Regions from separate parts of the Homo sapiens genome. Here region 1 is linked to region 2. A link is an interaction called in ENCODE POLR2A ChIA-PET data of the cell type or tissue named here. Cell type or tissue: GM12878. All regions are shown on one strand.

Region 1 (5,000 bases), 210 kb after region 2:
TTCCCCAGTTCCTTTCCACTACCAATTGGTTGGTTGGTTTTGGTCTTCCTGACTCTGAAAATGGGTTTCCTATTATGTTGCTAAGGATGCCTTAACAAAGTGCCAGACTGGGTACCTTAAACAACAGAAATTTATCTTTTATAATTCTAGAGGTTTTGAGCATGAGATCAGGGTGTTGATAGGGTTAATTTCTTCTGAGGCCTCTCTCCTTGGCTTATAGATAGCATCTTCTGTATTTTCACATGGTCTTCCCTCTAATCCTGTCTCTGTCATAATCTCCTCTTATAAAGATAGCAGTCATATTGGATAAAGACCCACCCCAATGACTTAAGTTAATTACCTCTTTTAAGACACTGTTTCCAGATACAGTCACATTCTGAGGTACAGCCCATAACAGGTTTCCTCCTTGGCATTCAAAGTGCCAGCCACCTCTGGAACTAACAAACTTGCCTTAGGCTGCTCCTGCTCCCCAAGTAGCTCCTGCTGTACCCTAAGTGCATGAGATCAGCTTGCTAGGACAGCTAATACAATGGTCTGTAATTAAAGTCAGGGTCAAGGCCTAAATTACAGAAGGAGATAGAAGAAAATGGGAAAATGTAAGACTGACAGTTTAAATTCAAGCTTATTAAGTCTGGGAGAGAAAAATACAGGTTATTGCCTGACCTCCTTCTATTGACTTGCAGGGGAAGAAAGAAATGAGCTTGGGGAGTGAAAAGGGTGTACCCTGCTGCTTGTCTGAGTGGAATTTATGAACTTCTTCTGTTGTCAGATTCACCCCTTTGTGGCTTTCTATCATAATCTCTTTGAAAAACAGACAGTTGTGGCTGTCTGATTCCTATGGTTAACCCAAGAAGCTCATCTCCTTTGTTAACGAAATACCCTTTACTGCATATATTCACTCACCAAACCTTATGAGCATGCACTGTGCATGCAAAGCACCGTGTTGGGTGCTGGGGACAGAAAGAGGAATAAGACAGTGTTGCTTTCCTCAAGGAACTGAGCGGGGGAGACCGATCTCTAAATCAATAAATGTGGGGAAGTTTTAGTTACAGTGTTCGTTAGTGTCAAGCACTGTGCTAAGCAATACATTTAGTCTCATTTAATCCTCTCAATAACCCTCTTAGGCTGATACTACTGGTTTTCCTATTAGGGTGATTATTTTGATTATATAGTGGAGGAAACCAAGACTCAAAGAGGCTAATGAACTTGTCCAGGGTCACACAGCTGAGGGCTACGGTTCAGATTGATTCCTGGTGGACGCATCCCTGAGCATGCCGAATCTGTTGCCTTCTAGACAGTGATGACTTTCTGCTCTGGACTTGGGTGAGCCAGCATTTCCCTACAGTTATTCTTGGTGTAGTTGGTGGGGGAAGAAGAACCTTTAGAGTTGTGAGCTTAGAAGTTAAGTTGTCCAAATATCTGCTGGAGAGAATAAAAGAGGTAGCTCTTCCCCCTGCAATGGAAGGCCTGTGGGGTCATCTCTAATCCATTCTTGGGGCAGATCATTCTTTTGAGCTTCACTTTTCTCATTTTTATCAGAATTGGTTGCCCCTTCCCTTTGGTAAACTACATGCTTCATTGTTACATTCCTCCCACCCTGCCTGGCGCCAGTCCCTTGTGTACCTGTCTGTCTACCTCCACGTGCCCTCAGTGTGTGACCTTGCTTTCTGGTTCTTCATTCACCCACAGTCCCTAGCACAGTGCTTTTCCTACAGTGGATATTTGAGGAATGTTGGGGGAAGTGAATCTGCTGAGTGGTTCTGTGAAGCTGGAGCCTGTGCTGCGAACAGGGAGAGTGGGAGGGAAGGAATCGACATAGAGGAGTTGAGAGAGCCTGCCCCCCACTTGACTGACTCCACCACCCACCCCTGGTCACTGGGTGTGGACAGAGGCAGGAGAATTCACTCCCAGAACCCTGTTGTTGTCTGATAGATCTCTCAAACCTATTCTTCCTGTTTAAGTGAAATTTTTGACCAATATGTCCCCAGTCCCTCACCCTCCAGCCTCAGGTAGCCACCTAAAAGTACAGTTTTTAATCATTGTTTTTCTTTCCAATTCAAGCAGGAGAGGTTTGTTGCATTTCCGTCAACACAAGCTCACTGTTTATGCTGTCATTTGATGTGCTGACTTCAGACTGAGCCTTTTCTGTGTGAGACCCTCAAACTGCTGCCAACGTGACCCTTCCCCAGGTCCACACTCATCATGTGGCCCCTCCCACATAGGAGCCTTCTGTTACAGTGACTTCACCATGTCATTGCCTGCTCACTAAAAGCTGAGCCCGTCTGGATTTGCGATTTCCCTTTAGATCCGAATGAAAAGAATGCTCATTATTTTCTGAAGGCCGGTTGCGGTGGCTCACACCTGTAATCCCAGCACTTTGGGACCGAGCGCAGTGGCTCATGCCTGTAATCCCAGCACTTTGGGAGGCTGAGGGGGGCGGATCACTTGAGGTCAGGAGCTCGAGACCACCCTGGCCAACATGGCAAAACCTCATCTCTACTAAAAAAAGAAAAATTAGCCGGGTGTAGTGGTGCACACCTGTAATCCCGGCTATACTCGGGAGGCTGAGGCAGGAGAATTGCCTGAACCCAGGAGGCGGAAGTTGCAGTGAGACGAGATTGCCCCGCTGCACTCCAGCCTGGGCAACAGAGCAAGACTCCATCTAAAAAAAAAATAGAATGCTCCGTTTAAAAAAAAAAAGAATGCTCATTATTTTCTGTAATTGCAAAATGGTTGATCCTGTTTTCTAGCTCTATTTCCAGAGCCTGTGTTTGGAGCTCATCAAGGTAGAGGATTCTTTTGCTTCCCTGTTCCAGCTTCAGCCAGTGACACCAGGATTTAGATTCCAGCACCCCCATGAAATATAGTTGCCGTTGCCTCTCATCTCCTGCCTCCTTTTTAAAAAACTGCTTCACTGAGATATAATCCACAGACCATACAATTCAGTGGCTTTTTTCGTATATTTACATAGCTGTGCAGCCATCACTGCCATCAATTTTAACACATTTTCATCACCTTGAAAAGAAACTTGTACCCTTTCATAGTCACCTCCTGTTTTCCCCAGTTGTCCCACAGCCCTAGGTGACTACTAATCTACTTTCTATCTCTATAGATTTACCTGTTCTCCATATTTCATGTAAATTGCGTCTTACAATATGCGGTCTTCTGTGACTGGCTTCTTTCACTTTGCATAATGCTGTGAAGCTCCATCCATGTTGTAGCATGTATCAATACTTCGTTCCTTTTTATGGCTGAATACGATCCTGTTGTATGGATGTCCCACATTTTGTTTACCCATTCATTGGTTGATGGTCATTTGAGCTGTTTCCACTCTTTGGGTATTATGAATAATACCTTTATGTACAATGTGAACCTTTATATACAATGTTTTGTATGAACATATGTTTTCATTTCTTTTGTGTGTATACCTAGGAGTAGAGTTAACTTTTTGAGGAACTGCCAGACTGTTTTACAAAGTGGCTGTACCATTTTACATTCCTATCAACAGTGTGTGAATGTTCCAGTTTCTTCACATTCTCACCAGTGCTTGCTGTTATCTGACTTTTTAATCCTAGCGAGTATCTCATTCATGGTTTTGATTTTCATTTGCCTGATGGCTAACCATGTTGAGCATCTTGTGCTTATTGTCACTTGTATATCTTTGGAGAAATGTGTATTCAAATCCTTTGTCCATTTAAAAAATGGATTGTCTTTTTATTATTGAGTTATACAAATTCTTTATATATTCTAGATACAGGTCCCCTTTCTCCACAAGTATTTTCTCCTGTTCTGTGGGTTTTCTTTTTACTTGCTTGATGGTATCCTTTGAAGCACAAAAGTTTTTAATTATGAAGTCCAATGTTTACCTTTTTACTCTGCTGTGAACTCTTTGAGTATAGTTTCTTGCATAGGTCTTTATTCACTAATGTCTCCTCAGCACCTGGAATAGTGCCTGGCATTATTTGTGGTTTGAATAAATGCCAAGGATAGTGGAAGTGGTGAGGAAGAACAAACCAGGATGAAGAGTTTTGTTTCAGTGCTTTTTAGGTGGTATCACATGGGAAATAAGTTTAGGGCAAGACTTAAAAAAAAATTAATCATTTACATTTGGATACTAGGGTTGGGGTAATACCTATTAATTTTTGCTGAAAGCCTTCTGAAAATTAAAATATCAGTTCAGTGCGAAGCCTCAGTGTTACTCCTTTCCTCCCTGGGTTTAACTCTTTGATTTCATTAGAGGAGTAGTTTTCCCTGGTGATCTTCAAATTTTAGTGTTCATCAGATCACTGGGAGAGCTTCCCAGGGATATGTGGGCCCACTCCTATAGTTTCTGATTCAGTAGGTTTCAGGTGCGGTCCCTGAATGTGCATTTCTCACAAGTTCCCAGGTAATGGGGATGCTGTTGGTTCAGGAGCCATGCTTTGGGAACCATGGGGGTACATAATAAATTGATATTATTGGTGTTGTACTGGGGAATCCAGGCGATGGATAGCTATTTTTCCAGAAGTAGCCTTACTTACCAGCAGTGGCATGTTTACATAAGAATCATCAGATAAGGTCCTCTGTCTGAGGGTCATGTTTCTGCATGTAGAGCCAAGTATGTGAATTTCACCTGAGATCTTGGCTGCAAGTGAGATGAAGAGACAGAGGAAAATTACGCTATTTTTGAGCCTCTACTATGTCCCAAGTATGACACTGCTATGTGTTTTACTCCTGGTATTGTCTTGAATCTGAGTACACACATCCCCCAGATAATGTAGGTGAGTTGCCATGGTGTCCGGTTAGCTGACTGGCATTAGAGCCCGGCCACGATGCTCCGTGCAGCCACGGCAGCTGGACCGTTGTTAAACCACACCATTCTCATTAGGAACCAGAATTGTTTCAGCATGTAGATTCATACAGACTTGAAGTAGACATAACTAGTGGCCCTAAGAGATTAGATAAAAATGAGAACAGCCTTGGTATCTTTTATTTGGCTTATCCTTGTTTTATCTGTCATT
Region 2 (5,000 bases):
ATTGGGTACTAATGGACATAATGGTGGCAACAATAAAAACTTGGGGCGACTAAAGTAGGGAAGGAGAGGGAGCAAGGGTTGAAAAACTATCGCATACCATGCTCAGTGCCTAGGTGACAGGATCATTCATACCTCAAACGTGAGCATCACTCAGTACACCCAGGTAACAAACCTGCCCGTGTACCTCCAAATCTAAAATAAAAGTTGAAAAAAAATTATCTGTAACCAACCACGCAACACCCTTTAAGAGAAATCCAGGCCGGGAGTGGTAGCTCACGCCTGTAATCCCAGCACTTTGGGAGGACGAGGTGGGCAGATCACCTGAGGTCAGGAGTTCAAGACCAGCCTGACCAATACGGCGAAACCCCGTCTCTACTAAAAAATATAAAAAATTAGCCAGGTGTGGTGGTGGGAGCCTGTAATCCCAGCTACTCGGGAGGCTGAGGCAAGAGAATCGCTTGAACCCGGGAGGTGGAGGTTGCAGTGAGCCAAGATCGCACCATTGCACTCCAGCCTGGGTGACAAGAGTGAAACTCCGTCTCAAAAAAAAAAAAAAAAAAAGAATCCAGCACTGTCTCCAGGAGGGAAATAATTAATGTACAATAAGTATGCATGTATTTATTTTGATACTGATCAAATTCTATCCAAAAGGCTATAGCACACAAACATGGATGCACTGATACTGGCTTCTACATTCTAGAACCCAAAATAAGTTAACATGCAGAAATCAATGTGCATATTTTGTACAGCTTCCTACTCACCTATTTCCCCAATTCTAAAGTCACGTAAAATGTTCCTTCTTGGTTTGTCTTCCTAATTGGGTGATTTGGCAAGTGTAGAGTGAGTGGCCACCCCACTGCCTCTAAAAACAGAGGAGTCAAGTGTAACAACAGGTTGGTTATAAGCATTATGATGCCTTTGTTCTCATGAGCAGTCAGAAGTAAAATATCTGACACCTTTTTTCATGCACCAAACCTCACTCTAAATTGACTCTTAGTCTTTTATCACCCACCCCCACAAATGATCATTTTCCACAGTCCATGGCTCACCAATGAGTAAGCTAATCAATACAGTAAAAATGTAAATGTTTGTTCCACTCAGTACTCTTAAATATTGGAGTGGACACTTTCAAAATCACCTTTCCCTGATAACATAAAAGCTCTCTAAATCCCTGATTAATTACTTCTCAGGCACCTGTTAATCTCCCTCGCTGTTTCCAATTAACAAAATCAAAACCAACAGGTTTTAACATTCTTGCCAAAAAGACCAATTGTGTTGATTCATCCACCTGGCCCTCTCCTGAAAATGGTTGCTTATCTCTGCTTTCCATCTTTAACTGTTTAATAAATGTTTTTATTGTAAGCCGGGACTCCTATTAAGATATGCAGACTAAATATATCTCTTTTGTTCTAATATTTAGATTTCAAAAAATCGATTTCAAGCCTCTCCAAAAGCATTTCTTCTAAATAATGTGAGGCTGTGCCTCCTTGCATTACTTTACTTCCCTTGTGCACATCAATAATGAGATTCCAGGAGGAGGTCAATAGGACACTGGAGAATAAGACAAGACAAAGTCGGTGTCACAGCCGGGGTTCAGCATCCCACCGGTGCCCACACTAGGCCCCACACAAGAAATTACACGACAGTTACAGCGTTCATGTGAGGTGGGGCCAAGGGCCTTGGCAAAGGAATTTCAGTGTCCAACTCCACTAGGAGTCCCAACCAAATGAGAAAGTAATTCAATCTTTACAGTCTTTATAGTGAAAAGCTATTAACGAGGTGTCTTTTGCTATGTTGTGAAAAATGAAAAGAATAAATCCTTACTGCTTGACTAGAGAAAAAAAGTACATTCAAGAGCCTCTGTTAATTTACATGATGGGTAGTTTAGCACACCTGGCTGCAGACAAGTGCAACCTATGCAAATAGGTAACCCCCAGCTGAAAGACTACAGACACCCAAACCTCCTACTCACAAGTATGCTTTGTTTTTATCAAGCAACCAGCTTTTGAGAGTCTCTCTGAACCTATTCTGGTTCTGGAGGCTGCCTGATTTAAAACACAAAAAGAGAAAAGAAACTAGCTGTTGAGATAGGAAGGAGCACCTTGGAAGGTACAAACTGATCTAGTATGCTGACAATCAATCAATCAATACCTCAAAACATGTAACCTTGACTGGACTAACGCACTCTTTTTTCCTCTTGGCTTCCAGTAGGATTACTGCACTAATTCCCAAGAGCTGCTGAAGTATGAGGCTGACTTTGCTCCTCGGTTTTGTTATCAGCCTTAGTTAAGGTGTTTGAGAGAAACAGATACTTAAAATGTGTGATTACAGTTTAAAACATCAAGGGACTCTGATTAAATCTTTAAGTGGTGCTAACAGCCTTAATAACTTTAATTTGTTAAATTTAGAAACTAAGTGAGGTTAATCAATGAATAAGTGAAACCATTTTTGACATGAAAATTACTACTTTATAAATAAAAATTTATCTACAAGTTGAGCTTAAAGTTCAAGAAATACTAGGTTTTAAAATTTACTATTTTAATAAACTAATAATTGAAAAAGAACAACTTACTATAAATATCATTCCAAACAAAAGCCCTCCTCAGTTATTAAAAACACAATGACAATTCACTTAACCTTTATGCCAGTATTTTAAACTTTCTCTTTTGCTTTAAAAAATAGTAATAATGACAAAGTTAAAAGACAGCAAGACAAGTCCCTGAAAGTGAAACAAAAACATCTAGAAGACACACACTGGAGTTGTTTTTTCTTTTCTTTTTTTTTTTTTTAAAGAGACAGGGTCTCATTCTGTTGCCCAGGCCAGAGTACAGTGGTATGATCATAGCTCACTGTAGCCTCGAACTCCTGGGCTCAAACGATCCTCCTGCCTCAGCCTCCTGAGGAGTGAGCTACCATGCCTGGCTCCAGAGCAGTTTTGTGTCTAAAGAGTTTGGAATGGAAAATCACCTCAGAAAGGAAAAGGGTTAATGAGATAGTAAGGCGGTCATCACTGGGACCACTGCTGACCAAACAGGAAACAAATGAAAGTAAGCAAGTCACTGGCCCCACTACCTCCAGCCCAAGCCTATAAGGATAGGAAAGCAAAGTCAGTGTATGGGGTAGACCAGGTGAGACCATGGCAACAGGGGCCCACATACCCCATTTCCTGTGCCATGTGGAATGCAGGCCCACTACTGCTAGACCATCTATTAATAAATCTTCCAAAAAATTTCAGACAGTGGTAATTTGTACATATTCAGATGTTTAAGGGAAAGCATTTGATTTTTAAATCATGGCAACTAGTGATGGAAAACATTTGCACAAGCAAAACAAAACACATATGCAGGCCACAAATAGCCCATCCAAAGCCCATTTGTGGTTTCGATCTACAAGATAAAGTCAAACTTCACAGCATGAGGCACTCACAGCCTGGATCTCACCTGCCTACCAACTGCCCCCAGTCACACCCTATGTCAAACATCCTGCAACTCCTGAAGATGATTCCAAATGCTGGGCTTTTGCTCATACTGTACCTTCTACCCAGAATGCCCTGCCCAGACCACCTGGAAAGATCGCCTCTTTCATGGACTGTGTCCTCCTGCCCTCAGGTAGACTCAACCACTCCTTTCTTTGCCTCTTACACAGATTTCTATCATGACCTTTATAATGCTTTAGTATTAATGTAAATAAGTCTGACATATCAAATCCACTTAGAACAGCACTCCGCAGAGGAAAAGACCAAATTTAAAACATAGATAAATTCCCTATGACTTATTTATTGCAAGTAACAGAAACTAATTTGGTTGCTTGAGGATACATCGGGGTGACTTACTGAATGAGGCTCAAGGCATCTCACAGGAGCCAAGGAAGGTGGCCAGGTCTTAGGAAGGGCTGGAGCAAAGACTGGAAATCCAACCAACAGAGAGGAAGTGTTTTCTCCCTCTGGTTCCAATCTCTGTTTTTCCAGAAATGAACATAGTGGTTTCAGTTCCCAAGATGACACCTTCTAGAATTCCAGGAATGTGCTCATCCCAACCGGCTATCTCATCAATTCAAATTTCTAAGTGAGGATCTGATTTGTCTCTTTCACCCAATCATATCACCAGAGTTAATAAACATCATTACCAAAGGTCCAGGGAGGCAGTTCACAGAGCAGGAGGAATGGCTTCCAGAATGTGCCTCCAAAACTGTTTGCTGAGTAAATAGCAATCACTATCCTGGGCTGAGGAAAACAGGAAGTACAACACAGGCACTGCAAATCTATCCACCAAATCAGGCTTTACAGGAAGACTAGAATGAAAGCACTTTTTTATTAGAGGATAATGGCACTAATAGTGCAGACTGTGAAACATGGACGTGTTGTTAAGATAATGCATTTTAGCTTTCATAACTATCTTCTACTTTATTCCAAAGAGAAGTCCAACTTTCTGTGCCCTCCAGAGGAGCAGAATAATAGAATAATGACTATGAGTTCTGACTGGCCAGCCATTGTCAGTGGGTGCTCAAGAGATTCAAGTGTAAAGAATTTAAAATGCAGAAGATGGAAAAGGTAAAACTATAAAGACATTATAAAGATCAGGGGTTGCTAGTGGTTTAGGGGAGGAAGGGAGGAATAAGCAGGTGAAGCATTGGGAATTTTTAGGATGGTGAAAATATTCTGTATGATACTGTATTGGTGGATATGTGACATGCATTTGTCAAAATTCATAGAACTGTCCAACACAAAGAGTGAACCTGGATATATGCAAATTTGAAAAGAAGAATCATTTAGGAAGTCAGGGGATCCTAGGAAAGAACCCAGCCTGTGACAAAAGAATCTAATTGTATTACAAATGTAGGAAACAACCTTACTGAAGGAGGTAGGAGAAAGAGTAACCTAAGTGACTTTGCAAGTGAGTGGCATCTGTAAGAGTAAAGGCAAAAGGAACAGCACATAAGAATTGTACTCTAGCTGATAAAGTTGCTTCCCATGGGGATGCAGGTTACCAATGCTGCTACTG

What was found. ChIA-PET counts read pairs that join two places held together with the same protein. Peaks named below come from ENCODE experiments on the same cell type or tissue, not always from the same donor. Only the 100,000 strongest peaks of a DNase experiment are listed, where the experiment ranks them.
Region 1: POLR2A ChIA-PET joins it to region 2 with 7 read pairs; 2 of 35 experiments call an interaction of 5 or more read pairs at or near these places.

Annotation. Positions count from the first base shown.
Region 1 is chr3:32,128,350-32,133,349 of GRCh38, forward strand. The region is part of intron 2 of GPD1L (glycerol-3-phosphate dehydrogenase 1 like); the gene reads left to right. Among named protein-coding and RNA genes, the nearest start is that of GPD1L, 24 kb to the left of the region's middle. RefSeq lists an enhancer at 1,691-1,860. In GM12878, no CTCF peak of the experiment used is centred here; no DNase peak of the experiment used is centred here.
Region 2 is chr3:31,915,555-31,920,554 of GRCh38, forward strand. The region is part of intron 1 of OSBPL10 (oxysterol binding protein like 10); the gene reads right to left. Among named protein-coding and RNA genes, the nearest start is that of OSBPL10, 63 kb to the right of the region's middle. In GM12878, no CTCF peak of the experiment used is centred here; DNase peaks (open chromatin) are centred at 1,997 and 2,844; H3K4me3 peaks cover 346 bases; H3K27ac peaks cover 588 bases.